Regions from separate parts of the Homo sapiens genome. Here regions 2 and 3 are each linked to region 1. A link is a loop called in an ENCODE intact Hi-C map of the cell type or tissue named here. Cell type or tissue: Calu3. All regions are shown on one strand. Region 1 overlaps DENND1A (DENN domain containing 1A). Region 2 overlaps LOC107987037 (a long non-coding RNA gene). Region 3 overlaps DENND1A (DENN domain containing 1A).

Evidence for each region. A loop is a pair of places that touch in the nucleus more often than their neighbours do. Peaks named below come from ENCODE experiments on the same cell type or tissue, not always from the same donor. Only the 100,000 strongest peaks of a DNase experiment are listed, where the experiment ranks them.
Region 2: a loop joins it to region 1, with 5 times the contacts of the local background. A loop is called at or near these places in 85 of 110 quality-filtered maps.
Region 3: a loop joins it to region 1, with 5 times the contacts of the local background. A loop is called at or near these places in 7 of 110 quality-filtered maps.

The regions. Positions count from the first base shown.
Region 1 is chr9:123,543,131-123,545,630 of GRCh38, reverse strand. All of the region lies in intron 13 of DENND1A (DENN domain containing 1A), which reads left to right. Among named protein-coding and RNA genes, the nearest start is that of MIR7150, 59 kb to the right of the region's middle. In Calu3, no CTCF peak of the experiment used is centred here; a DNase peak (open chromatin) is centred at 1,430.
Region 2 is chr9:124,040,069-124,042,568 of GRCh38, reverse strand. All of the region lies in intron 1 of LOC107987037 (a long non-coding RNA gene), which reads right to left. Among named protein-coding and RNA genes, the nearest start is that of LHX2, 30 kb to the right of the region's middle. RefSeq lists enhancers at 595-1,127, 1,128-1,662 and silencers at 1,206-1,265, 1,306-1,515. In Calu3, a CTCF peak has its summit at 1,395 (motif pointing right); a DNase peak (open chromatin) is centred at 1,428.
Region 3 is chr9:123,860,980-123,863,479 of GRCh38, reverse strand. The region is part of intron 2 of DENND1A (DENN domain containing 1A); the gene reads left to right. Among named protein-coding and RNA genes, the nearest start is that of DENND1A, 68 kb to the left of the region's middle. RefSeq lists enhancers at 1-68, 69-611. In Calu3, no CTCF peak of the experiment used is centred here; no DNase peak of the experiment used is centred here.

The DNA.
Region 1 (2,500 bases):
GCCAGGTGTGGTGGCGGGCGCCTGTAGTCCCAGCTACTCAGGAGGCTGAGGCAGGAGAATGGTGTGAACCCGGGAGGCGGAGCTTGCAGTGAGCTGAGATCGTGCCACTGCACTCCAGCCTGGGCGACAGAGCGAGACTCTGTCTCAAAAAAAAAAAGAACAGGAGACAGGAGATCTTATTCCTATGCCCCCAGCACACAGTTGATGGAGGGATGGTGGATTTGTTCTGTATAGGACATTATGATATCTGTGATGATTAGAGGATACAGTTGTGTTGATTTCATCCCCACCCTCAGTTCTTGGATATATATCTTCACTGATTTTCTGTGGGGTGCGGTTGCATTCTCTGAAATATATGACTACATGACATTCAGGCTTAGGCTACCCTTCCACAAGAAAATTGAAGCCTTCTCCAGAAGACAGTGGAATGTCATGTTTACTCATGTATCCTTGGCACAGAACCTGATACATAGAAGGTGCTCAGTAGGATGTGAATGAATGAAGTTGTCATAGTTCTTTTTTTTTTTCTTTTTGAGACGGAGTCTTGCTCTGTCGCCCAGGCTGGAGTACAGTGGCGCGATCTCAGCTCACTGCAAGCTCCACCTCCCGGGTTCACGCCATTCTCCTGCCTCAGCCTCCCAAGTAGCTAGGACTACAGGCGCCCGCCACCACGACCGGCTAATTTTTTGTGTTTTTAGTAGAGACGGGGTTTCACCGTGTTAGCCAGGATGGTCTTGATCTCCTGACCTGGTGATCCGCCCACCTTGGCTTCCCAAAGTGCTGGGATTACAGGCGTGAGCCACCACGCCTGGCACATAGTTCTTATTTATAATGTCCTTAGTTGTTTGGAAGCTATAAAACAGCTTCGTTAAATAAATCATTAAGACCTGAAGTCTTAAGGAAAAGAAAAGAACAGCATTTGTTATATGCTAGGCTCTTTATATATATTCCCCTTTTTACAGCCCCCCTGTGGAGAGCATGCACAGCCCCATTTTACTGATGAGAAACTGAGGCTAGGAAAGATTGTCACTTTTTAAGAAGTGGCAGAGACAGGATTGGCCCCTCCATCTGCCTGGTTCTGGTGACCATGCTCTTTTCTCTGACTGCACTCCACAATGGTGATTACCATGTGGTTCATATTACATGTGATTTGAGGGCATTTCAGAAGAAAACTGAGTTGGTTCCCTCTTAGGAGTCAATTTCTCTAATCTATACAAGTGTTTCTTGACAAATACAGGTTAAACTAACAACCTTTATAAACTATTTTGCAAGGGGTAATGTCAAAATTTTATATATCTTTTTTAAAACATTCCTTTAATAGATAATTTTAATTGGCTAATATTTTGTTGTTTAAATATTTGATATTTGTAGTGATAATTGGATGAAAACTTAAAACGCTGGGAAGTGTAGCCCTTCCTCCTCTTTTCCTGGGCTGACACCTAGTGGCTAGCTTTCTCACAGCAGTGTTAATCCATATTTCTTGTTGGTTGTTTTTCAGTTGATGTTAGGATTTTACAAAAGCAAATTATTGACAATCATGATAAAAGCCACATTCATATAAGGTTTATTTATTAGGGATTGTATTAACAATGGAATTTTGATTTATAGTGAATTTGAAGTCTATTATAGTCAAGCCTTGTTAGCACAACATGGAACAAGCATTTGAAATCTTACAATAGTGGTCCCCACCGCAGACCTGACCAGGGCACTGACTTGCACACACACTGACAAATAAGACCTGGTCACTGTTAAAGACAGTGAGAGGCAGAGAAGGAAAGGAAGCAGAGAGTTGCAGTAAGGGGTGGGAACTGCTATAGTAGAATGTGCAAGCTGGGAGACATTTCAGCACAGGGCTAATCACTGCAGATTGGGTGCTGCGGGGAAGCTTCCCAGGGACGGATGTGTCTGGAATAAGGCCTTACCGGAGGAATAGGAGCTCCCCAGGAGCAGGGGGCAGGAAGTAGCACATGCAGAGGCAAGCGGCCTTGACAGCATGTGGCACGGTCGGGTACTGTGAGTGCCCCTGTGGCTGGAGCAGGGACAGAAGGAGCGTGGCTGAGGACGAAGCAGAGGAGTGGTCAGTTTCCAGGCCATAAGAGACTGTGTTGGCCTCTACAGGATTCAGCACTAATGTCATAAGCCAGCATTTCCAGAACCCTGTTCCTTGAACTATTAGACCCAAAGATATTGATATATTTTCTGATCCCATAGAATTTGGAATTGTTACACTTTACATCTACTGTAACTTTTTAAATACATTAACAATGTACACTACTGAAGCCCAGCTGTAGAGAAATCTGGATCACTTTGTTTAACCCAGCATTTTTCAGACCTTTTCCACAAAATACATATCAGCATTCCATGCATCTAGTACTCCTCACAGCAGTTTACGAAGCACTGCTAGAGCTAATGGCTGATGGTTAATTTTTCTTGCTCTGAGACCATGGAATTAGGATACCAGCTGGGTTCATTTTTACCCGTTCCATGACTGGGAATCTCA
Region 2 (2,500 bases), 500 kb before region 1:
AGCGCTTTGAGAGCTGGCGCCAGGATCCTAAAATGCAGCCAGAGCTTTGTTTCCTCATCACACCCAACCCGAGCCAGCCCATGGAACGGCGCGGGGGGCAGGTGGGTCCAGTGCTGGGGCTGGGTGCCCTCGTGAGCATGAGTATCACATGCCCCTCTTTGCCCAGTCTGGCATTGGACACCCACCCGGCTCCTGGAGCAGGGCAGGGCCAGGAGGGGGAGGCAGGGGCAGACACTGGGCCTTTTGTGTCCTGCTCCCCACACAGCCCAGCCCAGAAAGTCGTCCTCACCCCAGCCTCGGGCTGGGCGAAGGGTGCACAGGGCCCTCCTGGGAGAAGCAAGAATTAGGCTGGAGTTGGGATTCCAGCCAAGACCCTGGCTCCACTGCTTTCTGGCCGAGTGTTCCTGGGCCAGTGCCCCAGCACTTCAGCCTGGCTTTCTTGTCTCTAAAATGAGGCATAAAGAGCTGGCCTTTGGTGCAGGTGGGGGTCAGGGGAGACAGGAAAGGAAAATATTGGTCCTGATGGGGCTGAGGGAAGCAGACAGGACAGGGGGGCCGCCACCCTTCTGTTAGGTGGAAATTGATTAGGGCTTTCGCTCCCTCCTCAGGCAGGCTCAGCTCACCCCTCAGCCCCAACACACACCCCAACCTGCATCACACGAGCAGAAGCCACCCTGAACAGCTGTGTACACCTGAACAGTCATCACACGGACTCACACAAACCTCTGAACACAGACACACACATCTGAGTACACACACATCTGATTACACACACACACACCGCTGATCACAGACGCACTCACAGTCGGACATACTTGTACACATCCCCCTAAAAATAAACAAAAACACACACGTCTCAACACATACAGACGCTCCCACACTAACACCACGGCACAGCCACACTCAGATTCCCTGACAGCAGCACACATCACAGACCTCCACCCAGCCCCACCGCAGCCCCACCCCCACTCATCACACGCCATACACAGGGTCCAGTCCTGGGAGTGGGGGGCCCGCAGGGAGAGTGAGCCCTGGGGGCACCCAGGATGGCGGTCTGGAGCTGCACAACCCTCACCCCTTCCATACCGGAGGACCCTCTCAGGCTTGAGCCCAACACCCCTGCCCAGAAGCCCGAGGAATGAGGCTAAGGGAGAAGAGGACCCTGGGGGACCCACCGCGTGCCAATGCCTGTGCCGTGAGCTGCCATCTGCCTAATGCAGTACGCGGCACACGTGAGGGCTCAAAAGCGTCACTCCCAGTTTTGGAGCCCAGGAAAGCGTCCGGAGCCCGAAACAGCTCTCCGGAGTCCCCGACACCCCTCCCTGAGGGGAATTTCCTCCGCGAAGACCCCACCCAGCCTGCTGAGGAAGTGAGAGACCCGGGGCGATGCCGCGGTGCCCCGCCAGGGGGCGCCCTCGTCCGGCCCCTGCGGCGGCTCTGCAGCCCCAGACCCGGCGTCCCAGCTCCGATGGCCGCGGTGCCCGGGCCGGCTCCCCCGGGACCGTGCCTCGGTCCGGGCTGGGGGCGCCCCCGCAGGATGTCTGCTCTGCCCACCTCGCCGGATCCGACCTCGGCTCCGGCTTCCGCCCCCCTCTCCCCAGTCCCCAGGGACCTCCTCTTACAGCTCCAGGCCCGCGGCCACCCCCATGCCCGGAACCGCCCCAAGCCCACCCCCACCCCAAGCTCTGAAAACCACTGCGGCCGTCCCAGAGTGGGAGCCCTCCCTCTCCTCTTTTCAAGGGGCAAGCACGCTAGAGGTGCCTGAATGGAAAGACGGAGCTGAATAAATAGCAACAGCTCCCAGGAACTGAGCACTGCGATGAGCCAGGCACTCTGCTAAACGCTATGGCTGCGTGAGTTACACCATTCAACGTTCACGAAACCCTAAGAAGTAGGTGTCATCACTACCCCCGTTATACAGACGACAAATCCTGGAAGCTCAGAGAGGTTCAGTACTTTGCCCAGGATCCCACAGCAGTAAGCGGCAGGACAGAATCCAGCACCGAACCCCTAAGGACTAGACTCTCAACCATAGTGAACGCTTATGCTAACATTTACCCTCTCCAGGACTTAGGAACTATTTAGGAGGGACTCATCCGGGCCAGGAGTAATATGAAGATGGAGAGGCTGAGTCATGGAGCTTACACTAGCAGGAAAGAGAGAGTATAACATACTTTCAAAACAAGAACCCACAGATTCATACTGAACCGGGCAGTCACAGGCCAGCCCCACGTGGCCCTGTTGGCGTTGGGGTAGGGATGCGGGGAGAACAGACAACTACAGTTGGTTTATTCCCTCTTCCTCCACCTAGCCAGATGTCCCATTACCTGGTGGCTTTAGGAGCCCCCTCACATCCACCCCTGCCCCCTCCAGCCCTGCATGGTGAGAAGGGTGGAAGTGACAGCAGAGAAGGTTCCAGAGAGGAGGGGACATTTGAGCAGGAGTTTTTGAGAAGACCCTCAGGCAGAGAGCCCACCCAGTGTGCAAAGCACTGGTGAGT
Region 3 (2,500 bases), 320 kb before region 1:
GAATTTAAAAGGTTTTGCTCTAAGCCCCACCATGTGTTTCTTCCTTTTCTCCAAAACATACCTTTAAGTTGAAAAGAGAGATGAATCTCTTAGGGAGAAACTATTAACTCTGAGGGAGTTTATCATTGTTTGAGAGGAAGCAGAGCATTTACATTTGAATCAACTCTGAGTGTAGCTTGTGCCCTAATCTCATTCCTTCTAGAAGTTGGTGAGGAGTTTAAGTACTTCCTACTTTGTGTTCTGGTCCTCATAGTGCCATCCTAATTTTCCTGGGGATCATACATTTCGTAATTCAAAGTAAGCAAACTGGACACGGTGCCTTGGTTATGCATGGAAATATTTTCTGTAGTTGTCAAAGTTCTCTAAGTAGGGCCATTGGCCAGAATTGTCTCATTGTCATCGCACTTATTACCATGCTAAAAATGCTATAAAAAAGACCAAATACTACAGAAAGTTTGAAAAAGAGATAAAATATAAGCACCTCCATCACAATCCTATTTTCAAGTTTTGAAGATTCCCATTTGATGTATTTGCAGTTGAGGTACAGTTTAAATGAGAGAAAGCAAGATCTTAATGTTGACCACAAACATTTTCATCAGTTTTTCATGGCTGCATCAGAGTTTTATAGTTTGATCAACTAGCTCCTGATTGTTATACATATAAATCAGCTCCTTTAAAATAAGACCAGTTAATACTACTCTCTTATTTGTGGACTTCTGTGGCCAAATCTTTGGTACTGCCTTTTTTCGGGGGTGAGGGGTGGTGGATGGGAAGGAAGGTAGAGGAACAGAGAGAGGCTGACTGTGCCAAAGATAAACTATGTTACAGATGGAAATGTTTTTTTCTAAGTCCAAAATCTATAAGAAACCTTAAAGTGAGCCATTTTCTGAGATCAAAAATGTGTAAACTTGTGTTAGTGTTTTGCTCTGTGGTGAATGAAAGCACCACTACTTTTTAAAAAGCCACATTTATGGATCTTTAGGTTCTTTTAATACTTGCTTCTATGTTTTACTTTTTAATTTTACTTGAAGAACATTCTTCTGATGGAGGATTTAGGTCATGTTAGCTCAAAGAAAATAGAAACCATCTACCTAAAGACTTGGTGGGAGAAATTCTTTGTATTTGCTCTCATATCTTGTTAGACAGCTGTGTTCCGGACTCAGGACTGGATTTTGCTTTTGTAGCAGCTGTGAGATCCTCACCTTACAAACATAAAATGTTCCTGCTAAAAGTTTATTTATGTGACTAGGGACCATCATTGAAACCCATCCCAAAGAAATGGAATGTATATAATATACTTTATGGGTGTCAGATGAAGAACTCTTGTTGGAGCTAGTGTTTAATTAAACCCAATGGCCTTTAAGAATTAAAAAAAAATTTTTTTTTATTAGGAATTAGTACGTTAGAGCTTGGAAGTAGCTTATGTTCATTCCTTAGCGGTTGGGACAAGAATTTTGCTTTTGCTGAAAGAGCCTGTGTAGTATGGTACTAGCTTAAAATGATTTGCCTGGCATTTGCACTGGGCATATTTGGAAAGGAAAGCCTCTTTGTGTTGTGCATTTAAAAAAAGTGTCTGTAAGTGTGCTTAGAAAATGGCAGCATTTGCTGGTCTTGGCTGTCAATGTCTTGCTGCTCCTAACTGTGTTTAACCAGAAAGGGAAACTCAGAGTAGAAAAAGTCTCACTCCCAAGACTTTACAAGAAAACCCCTCTTTGTTGATTTATATATATATTTTTTAAAGGAGCTTGACATCTTCATCAAGTTCACAGTGGGCTTGCTTTGTTTGCTTTCTCTTGAATGCTTGATAAGATTTTTCTTCTATTGTTTTGTGCAGCAAGAACAGATCTTTCCATGGCTGGGGTGGGTTTTTTGTAAATCCACAATATGGTCATTGTCTGGTGGTGAATAATTGTGGCTGCTTTTTGTACAACCAGAACTAAGGCTTTGGCTGTGAACAGATTCCTTCTTAGCGTGAAAAGGGACTAATCCATGTAAATACAGCCCCAAAATAAAGCTTTACAGAAAAAGGGGAAGGCCGCTAAGCAGGAGGGCACAGGTCAGCAATTTAACCTTTAACCTAACAAATAAGAAGCATGAAAGTTCCAGAATTGGTTTACAAAAGAAAGCTCCTGTGATCTGTCAGTTTTTCTTTTCAGGAGGGAACTGGGTGAGAGATCTGACTGACAGCTAGTGCCTTTTAACTGCAGACTGAAATTAACTGCCAAATTGAAACTTGAATATTTGAAGGAGAATTTTTCTTAAATAAATTGAGATGGCAGAATAGGCCTTATAAGCACTGGTCAGGGTCTTACATGGGATTTTTATCCTGGAAGGGGGTTGGGGGAGGAATAGGCATTGGACTGGACTACCTTAAGATCCCTTCCAAGTTTGATAAAGAGAATGTGGTCTGACTCTTACTAGTCAAATTAGACATGAACTTTGCAGTTTAAGGCCAGATGAAACTCCCCTTCCGTAGTATTATCACTGATTACCCTTTGTA